6 separate regions of the Mus musculus genome follow, and all the other regions are linked to region 1. Evidence: chromatin loops called from intact Hi-C (ENCODE). Cell type or tissue: heart. All regions are shown on one strand.

Region 1 (5,000 bases):
TAAAATAATAAAATAAAATCAAGGGAAAGAAAGAAGTGCTGTTGTTATTCGACCATTGGTAAGTGCCAATTAGGGTTTCTCTGCAGAAGGCACAGCGAGCACAGGGGATAATGACAGAATAGAGGGGCGCAGGTGAAGGCTGTGAAGCTGTGACAGGTGAGGTCAGGGAGGCAGCAGCAGAGGCCTAAGCTGCGGAGCTCCAGCTGAGCTCTAAAGATGGGTCCAGGCATGAAGACAGGTGGGAAGAAACCGAGGGTCTCCCTGGAAACAAGATACCATGTGTGGGGAACCTGACGGCCTGTGGGAAGATCAATTTTGTTCCTTGCAAAGGTTTCTGTAGCTTCCGTCCAGAGGATGGCCTGGAAGTCAGAGGCAGCGAGTAAAGCTGCAGTGTTTATTCACTTCTTAGCTGTGTGCTGTGCTAAGAAGTGTGTGTGTGTGTGTGTGTGTGTGTGTGTGTGTGTGTGTGTGTGTGTGCGCGCGCGCGCGCGTGTGTATCTGTGAAGGACTTTAATCCCCCTAAAAGCTTTTTGGTATGAGCCCCGTTGCTGCCCTGATTTTGCAGACAGCGAAACCAAGACCCAGTGAAAGAGGCAATGAACCCATCCCCGCTGGTCTGTGAGGGCAGCGCCAATGACAACATACAAATAGGGGAAAGGGAGTAGAGGTGAAGAGGCCCTCCGCAGCAGTGTAGGGGGTCAGGGTGGGAGCTGGCTCAACAGCCTGAAGCTAGAACCAAGGCTCATGGGTGGCATTCACAGGGACAAAGCAAAGGAAAGCCAAAGCTGCTTCCAGGCTTTGAACTGAGAAACAGAGGCCAGTTTTACATCCTGAGAAGATAGGAGGTGGGGAGAGTTCAAATCCATATGGATTGGACGAGTCCAGCAGATGTGGGGGTAGAAGTCACAAGGCAGTGAGTGGCAGCAGTAGTTGCTGGGTAACAGTGAGAAGATGAGGAGACAGCTCTCCTGGCTATGGACATCTGGTTTGCTGTCACAAGCTCGCAATGACTCTGAGACTCCCAGCACATGCCTGGACTATCTTTTTTTTTTTTAATGTTTATTTATTTGTTTGTTTGTTTATTATGTATATAATGTTCTGCCTGCATGTATGCCTGCAGACCAGAAGAGGGCACCAGATCACATTGAAATGGTTGTGAGTCACCATGTGGTTGCTGGAAATTGAGCTCAGAACCTCTAGAAGAGCAGCCAATGCTCTTAACCTCTGAGCCATCTCTGCAGCCCCCAGCCTAGCCTTTAAGGCCCATCTACATCTCGGCTCCATGCTCTGAGCAGCTTCCCAGGAGCCTGGGCACCAGCAATCATCCTGATGATCTCCAGAAGGCACCCTGGCCCGAGCACAAGGTTATCAATCACCCAGCATCCCTCCCACGTCAACACTCCCTTTATCTGTCCTCTTGTCACTGCAGCCCACCAGAGTGGGAGGGCCTGGAGCCACTTGGAAGGTCCACAAGTCAAGACAATAAAAGGTTTCCTAAAATAAGCTCCCAACAGTGGCCCCTTCCAAATCCCCAGCTGCCACAGGGTCACAGCATGATAAAACAATTTCATCTTGACACCTCCTGGGCTCTCAGGAAGAGAGAGTGTGCTAGAGGTTGGGAAGAGGTTGTGAGGGGCGCATTTCTGAGAGGCAGCTTGACTGTGGGACACATCAGGCAGCCATGTTTTCACTCAGCCTTCAGGAACTGTGTGTGCTCCAACCAAAGGTTCTGCTCCGTCCTCCCCTGTCTGCTGGGGCTTCCTCTCCTAACTGGATGTGCATTCGTGTATGTGTGTGTGTGTGTGTGTCTGTGTGTGTGTGTGTCTGTGTGTCATCATTTTTGTCCCTTCCCACAAGCTGCTTAGAATCCACTGTGAAACGGGATGAAGAAATAAATGAACAGAGTGCTCAGCTGTCACAGACCCGGCTGTCACAGACCTGGGTGTCAGGCTGTCAGAACCACTTCATCAATAAAGATGCTTATGCAGAGAGTAATTAAAGACTAGAAGAGGGAATACCCTAATTATCAAGTAAAATGCTCCAATACTTTGATCTCTTTTTGTTTGAGAAGAAAATACAGGTCTGGTACCGGGTATGGAGGCAGGCACCTTCAATCCCAGCACTTGGGAAACAGAGGCAGTCAGATCTGAGAGCTGGAGGCCAGCCTGGTCTACACAGTAATGCCAGGTCTCAAAATAAAAACAACAAATCAGTTTATACTTAGCACCCGTATTCTTATTTCTTCCCTCTCCTTAATTAATGCGACAGTAATCTAGAGGGAAGAGGCAAACACTAAGACACTGTATGTGCATGGTGTCTCTGTGGTTGTTGCCTTTCACAAAAGGTCACCGGTTCCACACCAGCTACTTCATTTTCCCGGGAGACCTGTCAAAGCCACTCAGGGGAGCAAGCACAGACTCAGTGTGAATCCTTCATGGGTAAATCCGGGCTCTGCCCATCCTCTTCTGGAGTCTGCTGCTCTTCCCAAGAGTCTTTCTGAGCGCAGACACAAGCTGGCAGACGTGAGGCAGACAGCAGCCCAGAAGCACAACTTTGCAGACATAAAAATTATGACATTTTCTCAATACTGTCTCCAGCCAAAACCCTTCCTGAGCCTAGCAAGCCAAAGATAGAACCAAACGCCTCGTCTTGTTTACAAACACCACCAGGGCCCTTCCTCGGGGACCTTCCTCTCCAACAAACCCGAAGGCAGCAATTACTCCCAATCCCATGTGCTGGCCACATGTGTTTTGTGATGAGGCGCATTCTCCAGGGAGCAAAGAACAGAGATGATTTTTGCCTGTCATCTGTGAATCCTTGAGCACACGATGATGATAGATGCTTATGTCTGTCCCCAGTATTGCCAACCTTACAGAAGCATCTATTGACGCTTGGTGCAGTTGTGAAATATATTTTATTGCCAAGTATTTTTTGAAGATTGACAATCCATGAAGTATACACTAGAGGGCAGCACTGAGCCACGGATCCGCTCATTTGCCAATCCTACTGAAGTTTAATTAAATAATGAACCCCATTCTCAAAATTAGGTCTCTATTAAAATAATGGCAACAGAGACAGAGTAATTAAAAACACATGCCTGACAAATCCATACCCACAAGCCCATCCAGTGCACTTCCTGGCTCCTTGTCGCTTGCCACAATTACTGGATAAATCCAATTATGCCTTCGGATGCCCAAACTCTGCCTCTCCTCTCCCTTTTCCCCAGTGGCTTCTATGAAAGTAATACCCATCTTTAATGTGCCTGCACTTGAGGAGACACCGCATCTAGTACAATAAACACATCCTCCGAGTGCAGAGACCAGGGAGAACATGTTCTGAGGACTCTGCCAGCCCCGGGTGTGGGCTTTCTTCTCCCGACACTGGAGAGAGGCTGGAACTCAGCAGCTGTCAGAAGCAGCCATGAATTTACTAGAAAAGCCCTGCTGAGCCCCTGATAGCCAGGGGATGAGCAGGGGCTCAGGCTCAGTCTCCCCACCTGTGGCACAGCACGCCCCACCCCAGGACAGGGCCATCTGCAAATGCACCGCCTCCCCCTGAAGTTGTCATTGCTATGAACACGCCAGGAAGGGCACGGGGGGGGGGGGGGGTGGTAAAGTGCGCTGGAAGCCGGATAAAGTCCTCTGGCAAGTGGTAGTGTGCGCCCTTGAATAGCCCTTGCCTCTCTGAGAAGACAGGACAAGAATCAGTCACTGAGGTCTTACAGTCACATGGGATCGGGTCACACAAAGCAAAGGGAGTCTAAAAAGGGAGGTCTTCATCCCTAAGAGGACGGTGGTAACATGACTGTGGGGAGCAGTAAAGACCAGCTACACTACACTAGCACCCAGAGCTGCTGTCGCCCAGATAAGGCCGAGGAAGTGAATTGGAAAGGGAGAGATTACAGACAGGCTCCAGTGCGCATAGCCAAACACAGGCTGGGCAGGGAGAACTGAGGACAGGACCACCAGGAAAATCATCTGGGTGGGTCTGTCTCCTTCATCAACCTCCGTTGCTTTCCTCTGTGGGGACGAGTAGTCTGTGTCTTTGGCTTCAGCAGAGTGTCTGGCACACAGGAGGCACATGGAGGTGTGATGGGGGCCACGGGGGCGTGGGGGGGGGGGGGCGCCACTGCTTTGGACAGAAGAATCTCCTCTCTCCCGCCCTCTGCTGGCTATCAGAGGCATGGTATCTGCAGCCACTCTCAAAAGCAAATAATCTGCCTGACATAATTACATGTTTAAAAATAAAATCATTACCATCTTTTAGATAGCTGGGGTCAGGGATCTAGTTTAGTAGTAGCGTGCTTACCTAGGACACACAGGCCCTAAGTTTGATCCCTAGCACCGAAGAAGCCAAAGGGAGGGAGGGAGGGAGGGAGGGAGGGAGGGAGGGAGGGAGGGAGGAGGGGAGAGGAGAATGAATAAAGGAATCCAGTATTCTTCACTTCTTAGAGTTGAGTCCAAGGTGCTCAGCTTGACTGAAGAAGAATTAAAAGCCCTCTGCGGCTTGCAAAGCTCTAGACCCTTGCTGGCTCCTTCATGAACCTGCGCTCCCTTCAAGAAGGGGAGTTCACGCCTCAGAGGCGCCAGCAGCCAGTTATCTTCTGGGTAAAGAAAGCATCGCACAAAGAAGTAGCCATCTCTACTGCCCAGTTCCACTAAGGCTGGACAGAGTGGTGAGCGCCTGTAACTCTAACACTCAGGAAGCTGAAACCGGAGGATCCAGAGTTCAAGGTCAGCCCAGGCTGCATCAGGAAACTCAAAAACAAAATGGAAGAAGGAGCCCATAAGTGTGGCAGGGATGTGGGCAAAGTCCACCGTTCATGAGACACCCGTATGAACATGGCATAATGATACCAACTAAACAAAACAAGAAACAAAACAAAAAAAGACGGGGGGGGGGGGTCTTGCCTTAGGAGCAAGGCCAAAGTGACAAATATGAGATTGCAGGTGCCCTTCAGAACGGGCACCCTGTCTACACCTGTGCATCCTGAACACATG
Region 2 (5,000 bases), 77 kb after region 1:
GACATATATTAGAGGTTTTGATCTTGAGCTGGGGAGCTCAGGGATAGAGCACTTGCCTGGAGTCAATCCCCAGCACAGAGTGGAGGGAGGGAGGGAGGGAGTAGGGTGAGAAGGAGGGAGGGAGGGAAGAAAGTAGGGTGGAAGCTAGGACAGGGAGAGGATGGGGCAGGAGGAGGGGAAGGAGAAGAGTTTTCATCTAAAACTTCACTCTTCTAGCAGCAACTAGAGAGTCCTCAGGACGAATGCAGACTCAGATACATCCTGGGCCTCTGGGAAGTCTAGGTCCCCTGCTGCTTCTCACAGCCCAAATGCATTCAGCTGAAATAAGGATTTAAAAAGAAAGAAATTTAATTTATTTATTTATTTATTTGTTTATTTATTTATTTATTGGTTTTTTTCGAGACAGGGTTTCTCTGTGTAGCCCTGGCTGTCCTGGAACTCACTTTGTAGACCAGGCTGGCCTGGAACTCAGAAATCTGCCTGCCTCTGCCTCCCAAGTGCTGGGATTAAATGCGTGTGCCACCATGCTCGGCCTTGTTTTTGTTGTTGTTGTTTTTGTTTTTTGAGACAGGATTTTTCTGTGTAGCCCTAGCTATCCTGAAACTCACTCTGTAGACCAGGCTGGCCTCGAACTCAGAAATCTGCCTGCCTCTGCCTCCTAAGTGCTAGGATTAAAGGCATGCGCCACCACTGCCCAGCCTCTTATGCCCTTTTCGGTTCTCTGTAAGCACCTGAAAACACAAACAATCACATTTATACACCCACACAAATAAAGTAAATCTTTCATTTAAAAGCCTGGCTGGAAATGGCTCTGCAGTTAAGAGCACTGGCTCTTGTACAGGACCTGGGTTCAGTTCCTAGCATCCACATCTCAGTTCATATCTATCTCTAACCCCAGTTCTAAAAGATCTAGCATCCTCCTTTGGCCTCCATGGGCACCAGGCATACACATGGTACACATATGCAGGCAAATACTCATACACATACAATAATAATACATATTTTAAAAGACTGGGCATGGTATGACACATGCCTTCAATCCATCCAGGAGGCAAGGGCTAATAGGTCTGTGTCATCCTAGTTTACATAGCAGGCCAGGCCAGCCTGGACTGCACAGTGACACCCTGTCTCCAGGTATGGAGGCATATGTCCATAATCCCATAATCCCATCATGCACTTGGGAGGCCTCAAATTTGATGCTATCCAGAGAGAGAACCTGCACTGTGGATTTGTCTGACAAACAGTGCAGAATATATATTTATAAAACTCTTACAGTCCACCAGTGGGAGCTAGTGACTGCAATCCCAGCACTTGAAAGGCTGGGAGACAAAACCAGTCTGAGATACGGTGTAAGTTCAGGGCTACCCTGGGCTCCAGCCCAAGCAACAAGACGGTAACTAACACACTACACCAATGTCTCATACTTTTAATAGGCATCAGAGTTCCTGGAACACTTAGTTAAAATGCAGATTCCCTTTCTCTGCTTTTGGGGGTCAGTGTGAGGCCTGAGATTCTGCCTGTTTAATAATAAAGGTGACAGTTGAAGGTGGCCACAGGTCACAGTTTGGATGCTGCTGCTAAAGACTGGAGAAGCAGCAGGTGTCAGATGCCCCAGCAAGGTACATGCATATGTTTCAAATGAATATGCAAGAGCCAGGCATGGTGGCCTATAATCCCAGCACTCAGGAGGGATAAGCAGGCCAGCCTCTGTGAATTTGAGGCCAGCCTGGTCTACAAAGGGAGTTCCAGGCCAGCAAGGGAGGCCTTGTCTCAAAAAATAAAAAAAAATTAAAAAAGAAAGAAAGAAAAGAAAGAAAGAAGGAAAGGAAGGAAGGAAGGAAGGGAAAGAAAGAAGAGAAGAGAAAAGGAAAGGAAAGGAAAGGAAAGGAAAGGAAAGGAAAGGAAAGGAAAGGAAAGGAAAGGAAAGAAGAAAACATGGATGAATCTCTCATTTAGTGTAGCCCAGGCTGGCCTGGAACTCAGGGTGTGCCTAATGATGGCCTGGAACTCAGGCTGTTTACCACCTGAGGATAACCTGGAATGATGATTTTTGAATGAAGAGGCTAATTCCTGACCTCTTGCCTCCACTGGAACTCCAGCTGAGTTACCACCACACCAGGTTTTATGTGGCACAGGGGACTGAACCCACTTTGTGCATTTCAATGCTACCAACTGAGCCCTGAAACTTTAAAAGGAAATTGTAGTTTTTTTAATATTTAGTGTGGCTGGAGAGATGGCTCCATCAGTTACAAGCATCAGCTATTCTTCCAGATAACCCGGAGTTCGATTCCGATTCCCAGTTCTGCATGGTGTGATTCATATCCATTTGTAGGTAGAGTTCCAGGGGATCTAAACCATCTTCTGGTTGCTGCAGGCGCCAGGCATGCATATGCTACACACACACACACACACACAGTTAAAACATACATACATTTAAAATAAAAATCATAACTTAAAAATTGCATGAAATTCTCAAAGAACAAAAACATTTAAATATTTAGACATAGCATACAGTTAAAAATTAACAAAAATATGAACTGAAAGACCCATGACCACGTGGCATTAGTAGGTGTTCAGTCAGTAAACCCGTCTTTCTCTTCTGTCCTCCATTCATCTCCTGACCTCACTCCCCCCCTCGGGCTGCACCACCATTTCTGAGTTTCACTAAGTGTGGTGGGAGTCAGGCACTCTGAGCTGCATATACAAAACAGACAGCCCCTGTCTAACTGGCCCGCAACCTATCTCCATCCCCACACGTTTGTTTCCGTGCATCAATCCTCGTTTCTCCAGCTTTATGCAGGCCATCTTCTCCCAAGGCCGCAAGGTACTTTCTACTTTCCTTCTTCAGTACTGAACCTAATTTCTCCTCCAGAAGACTGTCCAGGCTCAGTCACTCGAGACTGAAAGGAAGCTTGGGCCAGCCAGGCCCCTGCTGCCCTCTACTGGGCTCCCCGGCAGTGCAAAGCCTGTTGCCTGTCTCATTTGGAGGGTTTGTCTTGGGTTGTAATCCAGCATGGGGAAATAGAGGCAGGAGAATGAAAACTTCAAAACAAAACAAACAAACAAACAAACAAACAAAAAAACAAAAAAACAGAGTGAGTTCCAAAACAGCCAGGGCTACACAGAAAAACCCTGTCTAGAAAAACAAAAACAAACAAACAAAAATATATTTAATCACATTATGATATATACATATAACATATATATATATATTTTTAAATTTATTTTATTTCTTTTTTTTTCTTTTTTGGTTTTTCGAGACAGGGTTTCTCTGTGTAGCCCTGGCTATCCTGAAACTCACTCTGTAGACCAGGCTGGCCTTGAACTCAGAAATCATATGTGTGTATGTGTGTAGCATATGCATGCCTGGCACCTGCAGCAACCAGAAGTATACACATATATATACTCTAGCTGTCTTCAGACATACCAGAGAGTGCATCAAATCCCATTACAGATGGTTATGAGCCACCATGTGGTTGCTGGGATTTGAACTCCGGACCTGGAAGAGCAGTCAGTACTCTTTTTTTTTTTTTTTTTTGCAGTCAGTACTCTTAACTGCTGAGCAGTCTCTCCAGCGCAAAGCTTCCACACTGAATGAGTAAAGCCCGCACCAACAGTCTTGAGTCTTTTTGAGACAGTGTCTCCTTAAGCAGAGTAGCCTTCAGTTAGCTTAAATAGTCAAAAATGATCTCAAATTCTGAGTCTCCTGCCTGTACCTCTCAAATGGAGGGATTACAGGTGTGTGCCGCCATGTCCAGCAGTCTGTGAACCTTCTAAGGTACACGATCATTTGTGATCATCTCATCAGCACCTAGCATAGAGCTCTGTTTATAGCAGGCACCCAATACACATGATGTAGCCAATTCATTAGCTATGCAGCTAGCTCCTAAAATGTTCCTCATTGAAGCCTGTCACTAAAATGACAAGCTTAGAAACACTTGCTGAGTGAACGGGCTGATTTCATAATTCTGGACCCCACAGAGATTTAAAGAAATTATTGGCAATTAAAAAACAACTATGAGCCGGGCGTGGTGGTGCACGCCTTTAATCCCAGTACTCGAGAGGCAGAGACAGGTGGATTTCTGAGTTTGAGGCCATCTACAAAGTTAGTTCCAGGACAGCCAGGGCTATACAGAAAAACCCTGTCTTGAAAAACCAAAAAACCAAACCAAACCAAACCAAACCAAAAAACAAAACAAAACAAAAAACCCAAAGCCCCATGGAGACAACTATGGCAAAGCCTGCCACCTTACTTAGAACTGCAATGTTAGCCCGAGCTCAAACTCCCCAGATGGCTCTGCCTCAGGGAGGGACCGTTATCCTGACCTGGGAATTCAGCTAAACATTTCATTTGGTTTGTAGCCACAGCAACACATAACGGTGTAAGAAGCAAGGTGACGGAGGTAAGGTTACAATGGCAGAAACAGCACCAGCGTGGAGCTGAGAAAACCACCCCCATTTCTGACTAAAGCAAGCTGATTTGTACATATTAGTAACACCATCAGACAGATTGACAGTGTTAAGAGAACAGTGGAGACAGAAGTGCTCTGCAGTGACACTGTTCAAACGCCCTGGACCCCATTCCCAGTATCCTGCCTCCCCAGATCAAAGGACCTAGCTGGGTACCAAGGCATTCCGAGTGCTTGGAAGATGGAGGCAAGAGATCAGGGGTTCTTTATTCTCTGCTATATAGTCAGTTCCAGGCCAGGCAGGGATACAAAGAGACCCTGTCCTGGAAAATAAATGAAGTGGGTAGGGTGGCAGCTAAAGTCACTTAACTTGATGGATTTTTTTTTTACCTTTCTTCTTTCATTTTTCATTTGCTTGTTTTTTGTTTTTGTGTGTGTGTGTGTGTTGATTTTTCTAGAAAAATATAGTAATTATATTTATAATTCTTGTCTTTTTAAAAAGGCTTATTTATTATATGTAAGTACACTGTAGCTGTCTTTAGATATGCCAGAAGAGGGCATCAGATCTCATTACAGATGGTTGTGAGCCAC
Region 3 (5,000 bases), 370 kb after region 1:
CGCCCCAGTCAACCTCACAGCAGATTTCATGATTGTGATGGTTATTCTTCATTGTCAACTTGACCACATCTGGAATTAACTAATAACCAAGTGGCTGGGTACACTTGTGAGGGTTTTTTTTTTTTTTTCTTAGTTAAATAATCTGAAGGAAGGCCCATTTTTAAATCCTAATCTTCAAGATAGGAAGCTCCACATTTATTCCATTTGTTGTTGTTGTTTTGTTTTACTTTTTCTTTTTTCAGGGTTTCTCTATGTAGCCTTAGCTGTCCTAGAACTCATTACTTTGTAGACCATGCTGGTCTCACACTGGAACTCACAGAGATCTACTTGCTTCTGCTTCCCAAGCGCTGGGATTACAGGCATGTGTTGTCATGCTCACCATAGTTCAGATCTTTTGAGATGGGAAGTTCACCTTTAATATGGGCCACACCTTCTGCCTGAAGCCTATATAAAGAACATGGAAAAAGGAAGCCTGCTCTCTCTTTCCCTGCTCGCTCTCACTCTCACTGCCTTTACTGCCATTGCAGCCTACATCTTTGGGATTCTAGAATATACTGAAGACCAATTGAGACATCCAGCCCAATGGACTGAACAACTGCTAGATTCTTGGAACTTCCATTGGATTCTTGGACCTTCCATTGGTAAATAGCCATTGTTGTGCTAGGTGAACCATAGCCTATAGGGCATTTTAATAAGTCCCCTTACACACACACACGCACACACACACACACACACACACACACACACACACACACACACACACACAATCATTCTATCTGTTCAGTTCCTCTAGAAAACCCTGACTAATACAATAATGTACTTTGAAGTTGAGAGCATCTTTGGGAAAATGGTCAATAGTTCTGCCAGGGGTGGGGGTGGGAATATAGTTTGCTTTGATTAATGACAGCTGTTAGGAAAGCCACTCATTTCTACAGCATGAACTGAGGCCAGTGGGGTATGGCCCCTCTTTAAGGCAAGTCCTTGTAGTATTGAATAGGAATAGCCATTCTTGAAAGCTGTGGTGTCAAAGCAAATGAAATCTACACCTATGTCTCAGACCAGCAGCCTGGATCACGTGGGTGCTGATAAACTCATGAATTGTAGCTCCTTCCACAGCTCTCATGTTGGAGTCTGCCTTCCAGCCAGATTACCCGGTTAGCCACATGCAGGGTGAAGCCTGAATAACAATTCTGTTTCAGCAGAGATGTTCAAGGGGGTGAGCTGTGGACAGCTGGTGTGCTGGCTAGTTTTTGTCAGCTTGGTATACACTAAAGACACTTAAGAAGAGGGAAACTTCATTGAGGAATTGCCTACATCAGATTGGCCCGTGGTCATGTCCAAGGCATTTAAAATGATGAACTTGAGAGGGCCCAGATCACTGTGGATATTGCCAATGCTGGGCACCTGGTCCTGGGATATAGAAGAAAGCAGATTGAACAAGCCAAGAGGATCCAGGCCAGTAAACAGCAGTGCTGTGGGCTCTGCTTCAGTTCCTGCCTCGACTTCCTTCAGCGATGGACTAACTTTGACATGGAAATGTAAGATGAAATGAGCCTTTTTTCCTCAAGTAGGTCTTGGTCAGTGTTCTATCATATATTTTAACCTATAGAATACATGCATGCACACATGCCCACAGGCATACTCACATGCACAGGCTGGTTTGGCAGGTCTAGAAATCTGCTTCTCTCTCAGTTGAGATTACAAGTCCATGCTACCATGTTCCCCCCTTCTTCCCTCCTTCCCTCCCTCTCTCCCTCTCCCTCTCCCTCTCCCTCTCCCTCTCTCTCTCTCTCTCTCTCTCTCTCTCCCTCTCTCTCTCTTCCTTTAAGGAGTTCTAAGTATGGAACTCAGGTCCTCATCATTACAGGGCAAGCAATTTACTGAGCTAGCCCTCTGGCTCTTTGTTTTTAACCACTATGTGTGATTGCTCTCCTGAAGCTAAACACAAACGCAGCATTTTGGACAACAGTCAGAAATGGACAGGTTTTCTGCTCTCGTGTTCAATTATGTCGCAACTAATGTGACTTCTTGTCCTGATTTGTCCAGGTCTGGGCAGTTTCCTGGAGTGTGGTGCTTTAAGCACTGGAAATGGGACGACTGGCTGATCACTCTGTTACATCCAGACTCTAAGCATGTCCACTTGTGACTTGATTGCCATAGTCAGGGTACTGAGCACATATTTTGCACAAATCACTGATGATATATGGCCTGAATCCCAGGTCTAGCTTCTTCTCTCCCCTGTAGTGCCTAGGGACAGTGGCCAAGTTCCTCTGCTCTGAAAATATTTATCTGTGAGGCCAGAGATGTCCAGTCTTTTAACAGCTTGACATAATGCTGTTGTGAACAGATGTCACGGGCTGTTTTCATGATTATTCTGGGATGCTTGTAGCCTCTAGCCAGGAGGTTAGACATGCCTGTGTAAGGTGTTAAGTCAGACAGCATGCAAGTAGACCAGCATCTATCCTCCGAGCATTTCTGAAGTTCATTTGAGGTATAAGTCAGTTGAAGTTGGAGTGATAGAAGGTAAAACCCACCAAGGTTCAGTGTCAACACATCAGGTGTTCATCTGACCTTGGGCAAACCACTTCATCTGTCTGGTCCTGGGTGTCCTCACCTGTACTCCAAATGGGAGAGGGAAGGCTGGGGGAAAATGTCCAGTGCAGGGACCCACCTGTTGGCTGCAGAATCAGGATACAAAGCCACACCAAAGTTTACACTCAGCTACTCTGCAGTGCTGTCTCCTTCACCTATTTCCAAGGAGATGTAGAGACGAGGAGACATACCAATTAGGAACCCTAAACCAGGAGGTGGCCATGAGGACAGTACACAAAGTGTCTGCAGAAGCATCTCTTCACTACTGACATCCTGACAGCATCTCTGGCTCTGGACACCTGCTGGACTCACCCTCTGGCTGCAGAGTGCCCTGAAGCTTCCCCGGCAGAATGCATTTGATGTGATCAGCAGGCTTGATGCAATGCTCAGGCCCCAGGAACTTCCCTTCTTCATGGAGAAGTGAAACTAGAATCTTCTAAGGGCAGCTGGCCTGTCATCCGAGTCTCACTGAGGAGTGGCAGGAAGGAGTCTGTGAACCTGCGGCTGTGGCACCTGCAGGACATCTTTGATCTGTTGTGGTGTTACTGCCAAGGAGAGCCGAGACTGGTTTTCTTGGCTCTCCCTCTCTTGTCATTTTAAGAATAAAAGTGACCATCTCTCCTGTATTTCTTCTTTCTTATTTTTCCCCCAACAGCTAGTGACTACATTATTCAAAGCACAAGGAAGAGGGCCATAAAGTATATTCAGTAAACCTTTTGAATGCAGTATGTGTTAGGCTTTGTGCAGAACCTATATCATTTATACAATTAAGTCTTACAATCACCTTAAAGATGACATTCTTTTTATTCGCATTTTACATTTAAATGTGCCCAGAAAGGCCAAGTCACTAACACACACACACACTCACTCACTCACTCACACAGAGTGATGTTGCGGTAAATCTCTCCCAAATATGCCCCAGCAATGAAAACACGACTCAGTTAATATAATTACATGTTGTGCACCTAGATTGGGCAGATCTACCGCTACACTACCATCTTCTGCAGCTTATGAGACCCCTTAGAACTTGTTGTTTCTCCAGGCCATGTGCTTCTGCTCCGCTTTTTTTCATCTTTGTCTTTCTCTTCCTCTGCATCCTCTCCCTCTTCCATTTTCTCCTTCTCCTCTTTCCCCTCTTCCACTAGTAGCAGTAGATCTGCCCAATCTAGGTGCACAGCATGTAATCATATTAACTTTGTTTTCATTGCTGGGGCATATTTGGGAGGACATTTGCCACAACAAAATGGCACCCAACATATTGATTTGAATTCAACTGACCTGAAATAAAAATTCACTGACTCCCAACCCCTGAATGGGGCTTGGGCAGTGACCTAGGCTGTAGCAGTATGGGTTTGAAGCTAACTAGATTTTAGGGGTCTACAGGGAAAAGCAGAGAGGCATCTATGCCTGAGAGAGCCTTTCTGTGTTTGCTTCCCTGTATCCTTCATTCCCTCCTGCCTCCCCCATCTCCAAACAGGGACAAAGTCAACTCAGATCTTTTTACACTCAGCTTCTCCCTGTGAATAAATAATTGGGAAACAAAGGTACAAAGGACTCTGGACCAGGTAATTCATTTCTATAAAGAGAGAAATAGAATCTTTTGATACTTGAAGAAGGTGTAAAGATATAGTGCTCTAATAAGTCTTACAGGATACTCATATTCTAATGTGGGCTCCATGGGAATTTTGGGTTTAAATCCTGGTTTGACAAGCTGCCTCTTATAAGTAGGTGTAGTACCTAAAGATGGGAAATTTTATCTGCAGTTCAGAACCAGATAGGAATATTAGTCACTGACTCCAAGTAGAGAGAGCAGTGATAATCACCTGCTATGAACAGGTATTAATTATTAGAATTCTGTGGCTCCAGGTAGAGAGCATAACAGATAGATATCATAATGCGGATTAATTAAATAAATGTCTGTGGCTCAAGGTACAGTGCACCTGATAAGTCTTACAGGATACTCATATTCTGTCTAATGTGGGCTCCACGGGAATTTTGGGTTTAAATCCTGGTTTGACAAGCTGCTTCTTATAAGCAAGTATAGAAAGGAAAGGAAAGGAAAGGAAAGAAAAAGAAAGGAAAGAGGAAAGGAAAGAGGAAAGGAAAGGAAAGGAAAAGGGAAGGTGGAGCAGAAGAGAAGAGAGAGGAGAAGGAGAAAATGGAAGAGGGAGAGGATGAAGAGGAGGAGGAGGAAGACAAAGATGAAGAAAAATAGAGCAGAAGCACCTGGGCTGGAGAAACATCAAGTTCTAAGGGGTCTCATAAGCTGTGGAAGATGGTAGTGTAGCGGTAGATCTGCCCAATCTAGGCGCACAACATGTAATTATATTAACTGAGTCATGTTTTCATTGCTGGGACATATTTGGGAGGAGATGTACTGCAACAGAGCGAAAATGCAAATTTAGTCG
Region 4 (5,000 bases), 360 kb after region 1:
TATTTAATGAACGGTAAGAATAAAAGCAAGGATGTGTATCATGCAGCGGGGAGTTATGTAGTGTGGGGTAGAGGCGGTCATGGGTATAGATTAAGGTTTCTTGAAACCATATTTTGTAAGGCAAAGGCCAATCACACATCCTGGGGTCCTGAGTTCAGTATAGGTTGAAAAGCATGATTTTCAGGGTACATTAGGTTCAGGAAACAGAAACTTATTCTTGTAAGGGATGGAGATGGAACAGTTCGGCTCTTTAACTACAATGTGGCTTCCCAGTTTCACAGCGTCTATGTGCTGAGTTTCATGGCCTGAAGAGGACTTTGATCATGGTGTCAGTTGTACAAAGGTCTGGGAATCTGTTCCAGGGCAGCCATAGCTGAATCGGAAGGCTGGCACAAAGGGCATCTCAGTTTCTTGAGGAGTAAAGGAGATGGTGGCACCTAGAAGCTCTCAGCTTAAAAGTGGGAAAGGGCAGTCTGGAGCCACCAGGAAGGAACAGGTCACCTGTCTGTGGCCCAGACTGACCGCTCTTTTAGGTCCAAGGTGATCACCTTTAATGGTGTTGTGTTGTTACATCTCTGTAGTAGTATTGTGTACTGTGTACTGGCATCTTTGTAGTAGTAGGTAGCCCCATTGGATTTTTAAAACCAGAAATGTCTGCCCCAGCATCTATAAAAGTAGTGGCCATGGGTTCTTGGAGCCTTCCTTCTGATTCTCTTCCTGTAATACCCTTGTGGTTGGGCCATTGCTTTGGGATAGTTTGGCCGTTCTTCCAACGTCTCCTTTCCTTACAATGTGCACATTGACCCCTTTCCAGTGTGGTTCTTTCCATCTTTTTGTTTTTGAGGCTCCTCCGTTGGACATGAGCAGTAGAGTCTCAAATGAGCTGACTGGAAGGCAGCCAGCACATATGCTGCCTGCCAGCCCATGGTCGGTCAGCATCCAAGGCAGCCTGCCTGCCTCTCAGTGTCCTGGTTATCTGGACACTTCGATGAGCTGAGACGTATCCATCCCTACAAAGCTTGCTAGCCTTTGGAGTTTGTACTGATGTCTGGAGTTGACTGAATGACAAAGGCCAAATCTAATGCCCTAGCATTTTCCAGAGACAGTGGATCAAAAGAGGTGTAAATTCAGAAAGCAGCTTGGAATATTTTTTCTGGGTTCTAAAGAACCCCAATAGTTGTAGACAAGTTCGTGAATATGCATTAGGGTCCCAATCCAGGCGCCTTGATGGGAAAGGTGTGTCAAAAGTGACTAGCTCTTCAACATCAACTACCAAAAAAAAAAAAAAAAAAAAAAAAAAAGCCTTCTTGCCTCTTCCCCAGTATGTTTCCCCTTTTGGAAGCAAACAGGGTCAGATGGAGTTGTTGGCAATCGTTCCAAATGGGGCGATGGATGCAGAGAACAGCATCCAGCAGGACAATTAGGCCTGGGACTTATCCAGAAAAGGTGGGAGGGGGTCCTGGGTCTTCCAATTATACAGATTTGAAGTAGAGGAAAGAACAGAGGTCGGGAAAGGGCGATGACCCTCCTCTAAATAGCTACTCTGTGCCCCAGGAGGGCACAGCATCTCCACCAATGGAACAACAGAAGCTGGGGTCTGAGTAGAGTCTGGGGCATGGTGGGACCTCAAGTGGAAAGCCAATGGTGGAGAAGGTGGTGTGGGAGGGGGAGGTTGGGGAATTGGATGTCTCCACCAGGAGGGAAGTAAAAGAGTGTATAGATCCAGAAGGGGAAGTGGGTGAAGGGGTGGGGGCAGGGGTGGATAGAGTGGGGTGGGACAGGATGGGAAGGAGGGGCCTGAGGTGTGTGTGTGTGTGTGTGTGTGTGTGTGTGTGTGTGTGAATCTGGAAGAGGTAGAGGACACGGAGAAGATGGCCTGAGGTGGGCTTGGGAGAGTGGGGGGTGGGGGGGTGGGGGGGGAAAGCCTTGGTTTCTTAAGGTGTCAGGATAGGTGTTGGGAGACAAGTGACAAGGAATTTTTTAGAGACCAAATTAGTAGATTTTCTCAGCTAAGGAAATAAGTCAATTCAAGCGGAATTAGAAGTAAAAAAGGGCAGGTTTATTTGGGAACGACTCCCATGCGAGTTTGCCAGCCTCAGTGGGTGAGACCGGAAAAAGTCTTGGGCAGGCTGTGACAGGGAAGTTTTTTATGGATTGTAGGCGAAGGATAATCACGTGTCTGCTACACGCTGGGCTTGTGCCCTGTTGTGGTCATCTTTTGGGGGGGGGGAAGGGGGGCTTAGGTGGCTGGCGACTTCAGGGGCGGGGTTGGGACAGCTGTCAGGAACTGGGCTTGGGTGCCTTTCTTCTGCTCAGAGGCTTTCCGGAGTGGGGGTTGGAGAGAGGGAGGGATCGAGTTTACTGACTTGGGGGTGGTGGTGGTAGGGATAGGGAGATGGGTGAGGGGGCAAGCTGGAGGCTCCAACTGAACACAGAACAGCAGAATAATCCCTAGAAGCAAACTGTTTAAGCTGAACAGGTGGGTTTAAACTAGAGCCCCACTGATCAATATAAGCTGCCTGATCAGGACGCGTGGGGGCCGATGAAACCTTGAGCCAGACTGCCTTCACGATAGCGTTGTCCAGGGAACTGGTAGATGGTCATTTCACTTCAGAAGAGGAGCAGTTAATCTCAAAGTAAGTGCGCAGCCTTTCTTTTCCCATATTCCTCCGCAGCTCCTTGGGAGAAATTTTTTTTTTAGCGCATACACCAAAGGGGTGAGAATTTCGAGTCGATGGTCCTCAACTTAATTGACTAAAGGAAGTTCTATTATGACCAAGTTAAATGAGAGAAGACCCCACTAAACACCTGCCACAGCTCCCTTGTTGGTGGGACTCATCGAAACTCCACGTGTAGTAGGGACAGTTGACTCCAGGATCGGATTGGTATGGCTGGAATTTCCCTCTGTCCTGGAGAGGAAAGACTACCCGCCCCCCATCCCACTCCACCCCACCCCAACCCCAAAAAACAAAAAACAAAAAGACGAATGATTGAGTGCCACCTAGTGGCAGAATCCAGAACAAACAGCCGTAGACTCTCCAAGGATCAAAAAAAAAAAAAAAAAAAAAAAAAAAGCACGTAGGGGCTGCCACCTAGTGGCACAATGCGGAAAACCCGGCAGAATCAGCTTTAGCTCCACTTTTCTTCTGGGGAGGCAAGAGCCAGGAGGCAGGGTGGAAGGGTGGATAGAGGGGAGGACAGGACTATTAATTAAGGACTCAGAACTCCTAATTTGCTTAATCAGAGTGGTTGTCAGTAATTATCTCAGGTACATAATTACATTGGAGGTATCAGGGAGATTCCCCTGGCTCCGTGAGGAGCCGTATTCCTGGCCAGGCAGAGGTGGTGGTGGTGGTGGTGGGGTGGTAGTGAGGGGGCCGGCCCTGACAAATTTTCCAGGGCCGCCCTCCTCGCAGTGAGTCTGGAGAGATATTTTCCCAAACAGGAAGACAGAGTCCTCTTAACACTCTCAAGAGTACTGAATTAAGTTCTGGGTACTGAATTAAATTCTGTTTCTGGTTTCTAGTTCCGGTTGATGGAAGGGGAGACTTCTGGCTAAGGAGACACCCCAAAGAAAGGGCTTCTTTTCCAGATCAGGGATTTAGGTCCAAAGAAGACCCAGTTCTTTTGGAAGCCCTCTTCCTGATTTAGTCCTCCTACACTAAACTAGCATGCCAGTAGTAGGGTTACCCTGTATTCTGGTTATACCTCTTATGAGAGATCTGGTTTTGGGATTGCTGAGTGAATGTTTGGCCAACTGTGTAAATAATGTAAATGATTAAATGCATGACAAGAAAGTTTGACCCAGGTAGTTGTAGTTGTTTGATTTTGTCACTGGTGGTTCTGTTTTGTCTCCTCGTCCTATTTGTCTCCAATCCTCTTGGTCTCTGAGAAATGTCTTGGTGCCCAACTTCAGGGATTTAGCATTTTAAAAGGCAAAACCACAGAGATGTATCAAAGTTCCACCAGGGTCAGAGTAATCCTCCAGCATTCACTCCTGGCAGAGCGCAGCAGTTATTTTAGACCGAACTTGGTGATTATTTTTGTAAATACTTCTGTAAATACTAGGAGTCAAGGTCATGGAAATCTCAAATGTGCTGCCGAGGCGGATATAACCGAGGCAGGAGTGGGGCAAAGGGCTGAGAATTATCAAAGCAAACACAAAATGGAGTCAGAACAGGATGCCATTGCCTTAGCCATTTCAAAGCAAATGTCAGGTCCCGTCTACTCAAGGCCAGAGGTTCACAAAGTGGATTGACCCTAAATGTGTCTACCACAATTGGGTCTAACTATCAGGAGCTGAGTAAATTCAGGGACCATGGCTAACACACACACAAGCTTCAACGTGTTTATGATTATTGATGCGGGAGATACTTGGAGCTAATGTCTGTAGGGAGTGGTATGCCTAGGACCATCTCTTCCAGGACATGTCCTTGAGAGCAGCCCTCCCATGACTTGAATCTTGCCTTTGATAGGAGAACTATTTTGAGAAACTCACCAGCAAAACAGAGCCCAGAGTATTCCGGGCAGCTGCTCCCAGACTCCAGGCGAACGATATTGGCTCAACCCTGAAATGGGACTCGTTTCAAGGGGACGGTTCCTTCCTTCTGGATTGAGCAGATGCTGCAGCGGAGGACATGTGTCCACTCAGAGCAAGGTTGAGAGAATCAAATTAATTTCTTTTATGACCCGAGGCGAGTTTGAAATTGGCTCTTGCGAGATGAAAAACGAACTGTGGAGCCTCTCGTGAGGCTTCTGCTCCCCTCAGCCTTAGCAGCCTCTTCCTGCTTGTCAGGGCTTCGGCAAGTTAATTGGGGTGGGAGGCAGCAATCTGGTGCCATGCCACAATCCCCAAGCACTGCCTGTGGGAAGGACAACCAGGCAGCCCCCACTTAGGTACTGGCACTGGGGTAGGTTTTAATGATGTCATGGAAAGGAACCATGGATTTACAGTAGCACCAAAAAGGAGTAAAACTTGTGTCTGTGTAATCCTGTAACTG
Region 5 (5,000 bases), 84 kb before region 1:
CAGGATCAGGCTGGAGAGATGGCTCAGCGGTTAAGAGCACCAACTGCTCTTCCAGAGGTCCTGAGTTCAAATCCCAGCAACCACATGGTGGCTCACAACCATCTGTAACAGGATCTGATGCCCTCTTCTGGTGTGTCTGAAGTCAGTGACAGTGGACTCATATGCATTAAATAAGTAAATCAATCTTTAAATAAAGGAAGTTCAGGGGCGTCCTCAGCCGTGCAATAAGTTCTGGGCCATTCTAGGATACAGGAAACATTGTCAAAGACTAGGGGTTGAAGAGATGGCTCAGCAGTCAGAGATTTGCTGCTTTTCCAGAGGGCCCAGGTTCAATCCCCAGCAGCCACAAAAGGTTCATAACAACCTGTAACTCCAGTTCCAGGAGATCTATCTCCCTCTTCTGAATTCCATGGGCATCAGGCATGCACAGCAATGCACAGACATACACTCAGGCAAAACATTCAGAACATAAATTCAAACTTTTTTTTACAGTTTACGGCCAGTGAGATGGCTTAGTACATAGAGTGCTTGCCAAGCAGGCTTGATAATCTGAACTAAATCCCCAGAACCAACGGTGGCAGGAGAGAATGGACTCCCAAAAGTGTTCTTCTAAATGCTGTATGTGCATTGCAGCATCCATGTGCCTGCTCAAGTGTGTGTGCGCTCCCCCCACCTCTGTCTGTCTGTCTGTCTGTCTGCTCTCTCTCTCTCTCTCTCTCTCTCTAAGTTCTTTTTTGTTGTCGTTTGCTTTTTTCAGTCTAATCTGCAAGGTAGTGTGACCTTGTAAAGAGAATAGGCTCTGGGATTACAGAAGCCTGGGTTCAAATCCTAACTCTGTCTCATCAACTTCACATGGCAAACTTATAACAAAAACATCACTGTGTGTCAGTCATTGCTCTGGGATGATGCTAACTCTGAGTATATGGTCAGTGGAGGCGGCAGCAGCAGCAGCAATACCTGAGGCTTTATTCAAAGGGCAGGCTCCTGAATTAAGCCAGTCACTGCATGTTCTCGCTTGTACATGGGATGCAGAGAAGCAAAGAGTAAGGCTGGCGATGGCAGAGATGAAGCAGGAGATGTTGGTCAGCTGTGCAGACTTTCACGTGAGCATGTATCAGAGCCCCACTGTACACAACATGGGGACCACAGCTAATAATAATAACTTCAGAATTCTCAAAGAACAGAGTGATTATTGCTACCACATTACATAAGGATATGTGGGTGAGGTGATGAATATTAATGTTTCAACAGCTTCACAATGTATGCATATACCAAAATCTCCCATCTGTTCCATCAATATATAACTATTACTTTTTCAAATGTATGATTATGTTTGTGTGTGTATGCACATGTGTTGGAGTGGGCACACCCATGTATGTTTGTGTCTGGAGGCCAGAAGAGGACATCAAGGGTCCTGCTCTAACATTCTCTGCCCCCTTCCCTTGAGACAGTGTCTCTCCCTAGCCTAGAACTTCTTGTCTGACTAAGGCAGCTGGCCAGTGAGCTCCCAGATCCATCTGTCTGCCCCCTAACACTGGGATTGCCTGACATGGGTGGAACTGCACAAGAATCACTCGTGCCAAGTGTCATTTCTCTACTCCCATAGTTATTACTTTTGGTTAAAAGTAAAAGCTGGAGAGATGCCTTAGCACTGGCTGCTCTTACAAAGGACCTGGGTTCAATTCTCAGCACCGACATGGTGGCTCACAACCATCTGTAACTCCAGTTCCAGGGGCTCTGACTCTCTTTTCTGACCTCTGCAGACAGCAGGAACACACACACATGGTACACATAAAATAAAATAAAATAAATCTTTTTTAAAAATCTTAGAAATACAGGATAGAGATATAATTCAGTTTTAACAGTCTTTGTCTAATATCCACAAAGCCCTGGGTTCAACTCCCAGTGTGGCATAAACAGACCAGAAGCCAGTCTGGGATCAAGACCCTATATAAAATATAATTTCAAAATGTAGGTCTTTCAGCCCAGGAGATCTATGAATAATAACCTCTGGGCAGGGTACTTTCACCCTGTTAAACAGCCCCAGAGGTTGAAGGATGCTATTCCAATCCTAGTACATCACTCATATCGTCTGACCTCACGTCCATCTCTTCTGCTCTACCCTCACTCGCCTCTCTGCACAACGTGGATAATAAGCCCCTCTGACTCACCATCGTGAGGGACAGAAATAGGTGCCATCAAATATGGCAGCTTCCCTTTCTCAGTTTCTTTTCATTCAGTTGAGGTAATTTTAAGATCACTTCAACCCAAACCTGTCTAGCATGCAGGTGTGCCTGCTTGCCACTAGGTGGCAGAGGTTTTCCATTCATTTTCCCAAAGCCCACGTCTAATGTGGTAGCAGCTCCCAAATCCTCAGAGGTGGGTGGTGGCCGAAGCAGTCAGCAGATGTGGGACTGCTCCGTCCATCTGTCTCTACAGCCTATGCAGAGTACCTGCCTACCATGTTTAGATGGTCACAGTCCCCCATTCCCACTATTAAGTATCCCAAATCCGGAGGCTGTCCTCAGTCCCTGCTTCCCACTTATGCACTGTCTACCATTTGGGGAGACCTCAGACATTAGTAGGATGGTGGCCACTGGCTCCTGCAGCCAAACTATAATGATTAACTGGCTAGTGGAGGGAGGGGCAGGATAGGTCCCAGGAGCAGGTGGGTGCTCCTGGGGCAGCCTCTGTCTTGACAACAGACATGTGTCCAACCTGGCCTTACATAGTCCTGTATTAGGAACCACCTGCCCTGTGGTTCCAAAACCAGAAAAATTAAACAGGATATCCTGAGAAAGTGGCTGCAAGACAGTCACGCCAAATGTAAGGTCAACTTTTGTGACTGCTCCTGTTTGCTGAAGAAATCCCTCACCCTCGCTTCCACGTCAATCATGCAAGCCTTTCATTTCCTATTGTGTTCCCTCTGATCGGCTTTTAATCCCTGGCCCCACCCACCTTTTTATTTTATAAGTACACTTTACTTTAAACACTGGGTGCCGGTGAAAGTAGAAGGCGAGGACTCTAAGTACCGGTATGTAAGACTCTTGCTAACCCCATCCCAACAGCGTTAAATTACAGGAGATGCAATCTAGATATATCTCAAATATGGGGATAAGTGAGAAATAGTTCCCTATGTGGACTTCCTTCCAATGCCTCTGTGTGCTCTGTCCAGTGACAAGGAGGTCAGCACAGTCTTACAACACACTAAGGTGAGATAGCTGGCTTCTTTATCTGTGTTTTCAAATGGAAAATGGAGGAAGTTCCTTCACTAAGGAGCCAGACCCATTGGTCACTTACCATAGGAAATTACCATATACTTATATATATTTTCGTGAGTGTGTGTGCATGTATGTGTGTGTATGCGTGTATGTGTGTATGTGCATGTATGTGTGTGTGTGTAGAACAGACTGGCCTGGAACTTACAGCCACCCTCTAGTGATTACAGACATGTGCCATGAAACCCAGCTACATAATCTTTAAGGACAAATATCTGGGAACACGGGGTGCAGCCCCTTTAGGACGGTACAACCCCAGGGCCAATGTGCATCTTCTCTGCACTCTGCTTTCAGCCTCAGTGCCACTGCCTCTCCTCCCCTTGCTGATCCCCCTCCCTTCAGCTCCCTGACACACACCACCTTTGTGCCTTCCACAGGGCAGGCCATTGTGGCGAGGAATAACGAGGTCTGTGGGTGGTGAGAGCCTTGTGGAGTCCCATTTCATCAACAACGAGTTAGAAGCTCAATGGTCTAATTTTTTTTTTTTTTTTGCAAGGACTTTCTCCCATGAAAAGGTCTCGAGAGCCAGGCATTCTGGTGGCTCCTTCATTCCTACTGTCCACTGCCTTCAGATTTAAACTCTGAAACTAGCTCTGGCTGGGTGGGGTGTGCACGTCTTTCCTCATGGTACTTGGGAGGTAGAGGCAGGTGGAGCTCTATGAGTTCAAGGCCAGCTTGGTCTACACAGTGAGTTCCAGGCCAAACAGGCTACATAATGAGACCTTGTCTAAAAAGAAAAAAGAAAGAAAGGGTCTAGAGAGATGGCTTGGCTGTTAAAGAGCACTTGCTGCTCCTGCGGAGGCTTCAGGCTTAGTTCCCAGCATCCATCCACATGGTACTGTTTCTAACTCCAGTTCTAGGGGAACTAATGCCCTCTTTTGGTCTCTATGGGCACTAGCCCATATCTGGTACTCAGACATGCATGCAGGGAAACACCCATAAACATAAAATGTTTTTCTTCAAATGAGCCCCTACCAATGACAGGATGAGTTTCCACAATACCTGGGTTCTTCCCGGGGCTCCTCCAGGCATCTGGGAGGTGACACCTGGGTCTCAGTGCTCTCAAGAGTCTACAGAGACTCCTTGGAAGCAGAGGGACAGCAGTGCAAAGCTGATCAGCTACTGACACTGTTGGCCATCTGTGTCCACAGACCACACTCTAAACACAGCCTTGCCACTAAGCTGTGTGTCCTAGGTAGGCTACCTCCCTTCTCCAAGCCCATTTCTCTGGTCTGTAAATTAGAGCTACCACCTTCCTGTGGAGGACTGTTAAGGTTATTCACATAGAGGTAGAGCGGTTAATTAGCTGAGCAGGTACTGGAGAAATGACAGCACCCGACCGGCCCCACCCTTGTTATCACATTAGACTAACCTCCTGCCGTCCCCCTTCTGAGCTTTTGTCCAGTGCTCTGCCTGGGCCAGGCCGGTCTTCCTCTGGCTGTGTTTTTCTGGGTTGGCCCTGGGAGGAGCAGTCCGCTGGTACCCATTGGTCCCATTCTGTTCTCCCAGGCCATAAGGTGGCACCCCGTTCTTCTCGGCTCGCTGTGGCTGTGCTTGCTGGCCTCGGGGCCCACCAGGTAGATCGACAAACAAGGCATCCTCCTCAGCTGGCAAGTATGGGGACCTGGCCTTGCTCCTGTCCCTCCTGCCCTCCAGTGGGTCTCTTTGAGCACGGAAGCGTTCCTCCTCCTGCTCCCTCCTGTTGAAGCCATAGGAGTCCTC
Region 6 (5,000 bases), 110 kb before region 1:
ATTTCTAGGGATTGGACATGCCTCAACCCCACTCTTGCTCCAGGCCTGTCCCCCACGGCTCACCCAGAAGAAACTTGCTAAGATCATCAAAAGAATCAGTTGTGGAACTAAGGACTCGAACCTGAGTCTCATACCGAAGCACATGCTCTTCCTGCTACACTAGACGGCTTTCTAGAGGCCAGGGGAAAGGGAAACAGAAGGCAGGCAACACGCTGAGACTCTCACAGGAAGCACTTGATCCTTAGTGCTACACTCAAAGCCCCAGTGAGCCGACCCTCCAGCCACACGGGCTCAGTGGGAGCTCTGGTGTCCTTCCCACCTAAGGAGCTTTCTTCTGCTCTAATTTAGGGATCTGGCACTGAAATAGGACTTCAGTAAGTGAAGTCTTATTTCAGGGCTGTGAGATAGTACGTGTATTTAATCCCAGCACTGGAGAGGCAGAGACAAGTGGATCTCTAGTCTACACAGTGAGTTCCAGGCCAGCCAGGGCTACCTAGAAAGGTCCTGTCTCAAAACAGAAAATAACAAAGCCCAACCAACCAACCAACTAACCAACCAAATAAACAAACAAAAAAAGGTCGAACCAGAGCCAGGCAGCTTAGAGACCACCCAAAACGGATGGGTGAGCTGACATAACCGTAGTAAAACCTCTCCCATCTCAAACACACTTCTGACTTTGGGGGGCGTACAGGTCAGACCTGACTGACTGAAAAGCTTGAACCAGCAGTGACAGCATGCAACCGGTTAATAACCAAGGTGCTTTTCGTACTTCTGGGCAGAGCGTAGATTTTTACCTTCACCTAACGGATGAAGACTGATGGTCCTCTCTTCAGTTCTCCACCTGCCCCCAGCCTGACTCTGCAGGTTTATCTAAGTTACCTTTCCTAAAAGCTCTCTCATTCTTTCCTCTGGGACAGTGCTCTGGTGACAAGGCCCCTCCCCCATGCTATATACAGATTCAGTCTTCATAGCACCCCATTCCTGCAAGAATGTTAAATTTGTGCATTTGAGAGATGGCTCAGTAGGTAAGCTGCTTGCTGCCAAGGCTAATGACTCAAGTTTGATCTTGGGGACCCACATGGTAGGAAAGAACCAACTCTACTGGTTGTCTCAGTACATTTTAAATTAAAAAAAAAAAAGTTAATTTTGTTTTCCCCCAGCACCAGTGGGAATCCCTGTTTTTAACCTGCTAGCTAAAGTTCTGAAAACCTCTGTCCACGCTTTTAGGAATATTTAAGCTTGCGATTTTCAAAATGTCATCTTAATTTGCCTCAAGATAGTTTTCTTCCCCCTTGACTAGGTGGATTTTGGTCTCAGTAGCAGAACTGAACCCATGTGGCCCTTCAGTTTGTTGAAAGGTGGCAAGAAAAAAATCTGTCATCCGACCAGGACAGATCTAGAGTAGGAAGTAGACTGCATTGTAGCAGGAGGATTTAGGTTAGAGATAAGGAAGGACAGCAGAGGGCAGCCTCGCATTGCCAAGAGCACATGGAGGCTCTTTGTGAATAAGAAAGCCGCCAGACTGTTGGCAGCTACTGTTTAGGCTGTCAGAGAAAAAGACCTGGGGCAGGAGGCTGAATTTACTGACTGCAAGAACCAAGAACCTAGAAACTCAAGTACCGAGTTACCTACAGTGTTCTCTTTGTTCTCAGAGCTCCTTTCCCCCATGAATCCCTAACCATTCAAAGGGAAAAACAAAACAAAACAAAAACCTGCAAATGGATCTGCCCTGTCTCTTGAAATGGGAGGGCTAGGTATGTAGTTCTATGTACTTGGCATGTGTGAGACCCAGATTTTAACACACACACACACACAACCACAGTGGCAAAGTTCCCCCTCTACCTAAGTAGGGCACCTGTGGAAGACTTAGAATCTCACCCAAACTCAGCCTACACCTGGGAAAAATGCAGCAGGCCAAGTTCCTACACAAATGTTTTGGGGCACTGGAAATTCATATAACAATGTCTTCCACCAGCAGACATTTATAGCATGCCTACTGCGTGCCATCCTAGTGCTAGGGACACAAAGGACTGAAACAGCTGCAGACACTGCCCACAGACCACAGGTGACCAGAGATGTCTAGAAGACTGCCTGGCACTCCCTCCCTCCCTTCCTTTCTCCTGCCTTGTTTTCCTAGGCCTGACCTGTCATGAGGCAAGTGGGCCACTAGAGGGCAGCAGAAGAGTTCAGATCGAAATTGGCTCCAGTCCCGGCTGGAAATGTCTCCTGTGACTTTTCAGACCTGCCCTGTATTTTCCCACCACGTATGATAGTCTGCCTAAGAGGTCATTTTCGAGGGCCACCACTAATGATCCAGGGAACATTTTCTAATCCTCTTGGGAACATGCTGAGTCACTTAATTCTCCCCACATCATCAGAAATAGGCTTAAGTGTGATTTAGAACATGGACGCCTTTACGATCTCAAGCGTCCGGACCTTCCTGGGCAACAGTGAAGCTGAACCCTGCCTGGTGACTTCTAGAAAGCATGAAGGAAGCCCCTATCCTCACCTCTCTGCTGATGTCCAAGTCATAGTCTTGTGGCTCCAGGTCCAACTCCATGACAGGTGTGGCTTGCACTTTCAGCCAGCCCTCCTCTTTGTCTTTTCTGTCCCCCTGAGCAGCCCGTTCCAGCAGCTGCAGGTCAAACTCTTGTTCTCGCTTCCACTGGCAACAGAGGAGAGGGTTAACCTCACTTTCCGACCCATTCAAGAACCACACAGGGCCCTGAGGCCTAAGGACCTGGGAAGACGGACTTTTGAGACATTAGGCAAGTGTCATAGCTGTGTTGTGTGTGTGTGTGTGTGTGTGTGTGTGTGTGTGTGCGTGTGTGTGTGTGTGTGTAACTGAAAACTGGCCTCTGCCTTCGTCCTGTGGCCTCTTCCACACTGCTGGCTGTGCTCTGATCTAGGACCTCTGAGTATTCAAATGTGCATCCGTAGGGTCCTGGAGGAAGACCCATGACTTTAAGCCTACAGTGGTCCACAGGGACCCAGCAATTGGTAGAGAGTTCCAATCAGTACCAAGGAGTTGGTTGACCACCAGTGTTGCAAACTGCCGTGGAAAATGATAACCATTTGAGATAAGACAGTTTCCTTAAAATAGAAAACAAACTAAAAGTGAGATCAGAGGGAATTGCTCCAAGGCTGTTTCACAGTGGCAACTTTGTATCAATGTCTCTTCCCAGGAGGGAAAAATCTACCCAGGCACGTGTGCGCAGTTCCAAGATGGCTTCCTGTTCACTTCAGACCTCTGACCTTAAAAGAACAAAGGACTCTCTTGTGAGGATGAGACGATACTTAATGCCTCAGGTCACCTCCTCTCTCTCACTCCATTCATCTCACAGTACCCCAGCAGCCAAAGATACCTCACAACCACCCCGACCCGATCCTGTCGCCATGTCAGCACGCTCCACACATTCATGCACAAGCTCGGGTCCTCCGTAGCAAACCAACAGAATTGTGTGTGCTGATGGTTTTCCAATTACAGTTTGGATGACTTAGGCAACTGAAGTCCAGGGATAAATTTAATGGTTCACAAAGAAAACACACAATTCCTTACACGCTCACAAGTGCTCAAAAAGAGACAAGTCCTCATTTAAACCCAGCCTGATTGCTTCCACAAACAGCAAAAGTTCACCGCACTCTGCAAACTACCCTGCGGAAGAACCACGCCAATCCGTAATGGGAAGCAATATGTTTATTGGCGCTGACGAGACTTACACAAGCCTTTTTTTCCCCCAAAGAAAAAGCACAAAGGATTGGAGTTGTGGATCGGAAATACTCTCTGTATCCCAGACAGCAGGTTGTAGAAAGTCAGGGTTCTGATGTTTACTTATAATACTTAAAAGTTAATGGGTTTATAGCTTTTAAAGACACTATTCTAGTCATTTGGTGACTAACAGCTGCAGAGAGGCCCTCTGAATACAGTTTATTTTGCTATCTATTCAAGTTACTAGATAAGAATTACAAAAGCAATAAGGAATTGCATGATGGGATAGGAGGAGTTACCACCAAATGGCTTCAGACTACGCACTCTCTAAAGCTGATATTTACTGTCCAGGGTAAGGCATGGATGGAATCGGTAAATCCCCAATGCCCAGACCACTGCTAATGACCGTGGTCCTCACAGAGCAGCTTTTTGGATGGGTGAATTATCAGTCAGCTGGCCTACACAAAGCAGGGCAGTGGGAAGGTAAGCAACACCTAGGGATGCCTGCTAGTCTAGGGAGCCAAGAGCTGCTAGTACAAGCCTGGTCAGAGACAGCACTGGCTGGTTAGAGAGGGGCCAGTACCAATTCAGAGCGTCTGTAGAGACAATCAGGCAGGATTAGAGGCAATGAGCGCAGACACTAGAAGCGTAGGAGCTTGTGCAATGAATTAGGGAGGGAGCAGTCAGGCTAGAGGGCTGGGGAACTGGGGGCTCCAAACCCCAAAGCCAAATGCAATGTCCCCACAATGAGCCTAAGGCAACCGTGGGCAGGTGCAGCGCCAGCCACCAGGGGCAGCACCAATTTCCCCAGCCCTCCTGAGTACCTGAGGCCTCAGCCCCGCGGGCTGTGGGAGACCACCAGCACCTTATTGAGTTGCCTCCCCTGGCTGCGGGATCTGCTTGGGAGGCTGTGTGGTTGAGTTGCATATCATACCGTTCCTTCCCATCTGCTCTACTGGAATCCTACATTCTCAAGTCCTTCGTTGAGCCCAGAGCCTCCTCCCACTCAGCGTGGAGAAAGGATGAGGCCTCTGCTGCTAGACCTCCCTACTGCTTTGTTTCCCGGTCATCCTCTGGCCAGCTCACACGTGCGGCTGGAGTTGTGGACAAGCAGCCCCTTGGGACGGTCAACCAAGTAAGTCACCCTGGCAGGGGACTTGCGTCTGCTTGGGGGACTCGGGGAAGTTCTGGCCTCTGTCCCAGCCCCGCCTAACATACTGAGCCGAGATCTCCTGGCAGTGGCTGGCTGAGGTATCGGGCTGAGAGCAGACCCGTCTTTTCTCCTTGGCTC

Evidence for each region. Hi-C counts contacts between places; a loop is a spot of excess contacts. Peaks named below come from ENCODE experiments on the same cell type or tissue, not always from the same donor. Only the 100,000 strongest peaks of a DNase experiment are listed, where the experiment ranks them.
Region 2: it touches region 1 in a loop (6-fold over the local background); 21 of 42 quality-filtered maps call a loop at or near these places.
Region 3: a loop joins it to region 1, with 3 times the contacts of the local background. A loop is called at or near these places in 14 of 42 quality-filtered maps.
Region 4: a loop joins it to region 1, with 4 times the contacts of the local background. A loop is called at or near these places in 14 of 42 quality-filtered maps.
Region 5: it touches region 1 in a loop (5-fold over the local background); 16 of 42 quality-filtered maps call a loop at or near these places.
Region 6: a loop joins it to region 1, with 5 times the contacts of the local background. A loop is called at or near these places in 3 of 42 quality-filtered maps.

Annotation. Positions count from the first base shown.
Region 1 is chr7:116,243,366-116,248,365 of GRCm38, forward strand. The region is part of intron 3 of Plekha7 (pleckstrin homology domain containing, family A member 7); the gene reads right to left. Among named protein-coding and RNA genes, the nearest start is that of Gm44867, 46 kb to the right of the region's middle. In heart, CTCF peaks have their summits at 1,115 (motif pointing right), 2,967 (motif pointing right) and 4,181 (motif pointing left); no DNase peak of the experiment used is centred here; H3K4me3 peaks cover 1,214 bases; H3K27ac peaks cover 4,552 bases.
Region 2 is chr7:116,320,855-116,325,854 of GRCm38, forward strand. No RefSeq gene overlaps it. Among named protein-coding and RNA genes, the nearest start is that of Snord14a, 9.9 kb to the right of the region's middle. In heart, a CTCF peak has its summit at 2,944 (motif pointing left); no DNase peak of the experiment used is centred here.
Region 3 is chr7:116,617,587-116,622,586 of GRCm38, forward strand. No RefSeq gene overlaps it. Among named protein-coding and RNA genes, the nearest start is that of Gm46018, 38 kb to the right of the region's middle. In heart, no CTCF peak of the experiment used is centred here; a DNase peak (open chromatin) is centred at 2,925.
Region 4 is chr7:116,605,545-116,610,544 of GRCm38, forward strand. No RefSeq gene overlaps it. Among named protein-coding and RNA genes, the nearest start is that of Gm46018, 50 kb to the right of the region's middle. In heart, a CTCF peak has its summit at 3,111 (motif pointing left); DNase peaks (open chromatin) are centred at 2,327 and 4,527; H3K4me3 peaks cover 987 bases; H3K27ac peaks cover 996 bases.
Region 5 is chr7:116,159,382-116,164,381 of GRCm38, forward strand. Plekha7 (pleckstrin homology domain containing, family A member 7) reads right to left here. Exons shown (of 27, transcript NM_001305185.1): 10 at 4,651-5,000. Among named protein-coding and RNA genes, the nearest start is that of 1110004F10Rik, 69 kb to the left of the region's middle. In heart, a CTCF peak has its summit at 2,295 (motif pointing right); no DNase peak of the experiment used is centred here.
Region 6 is chr7:116,130,112-116,135,111 of GRCm38, forward strand. Plekha7 (pleckstrin homology domain containing, family A member 7) reads right to left here. Exons shown (of 27, transcript NM_001305185.1): 23 at 4,928-5,000; 24 at 2,510-2,665. Among named protein-coding and RNA genes, the nearest start is that of 1110004F10Rik, 39 kb to the left of the region's middle. In heart, CTCF peaks have their summits at 1,470 (motif pointing right), 2,157 (motif pointing right) and 4,490; DNase peaks (open chromatin) are centred at 2,160 and 4,910; H3K27ac peaks cover 1,509 bases.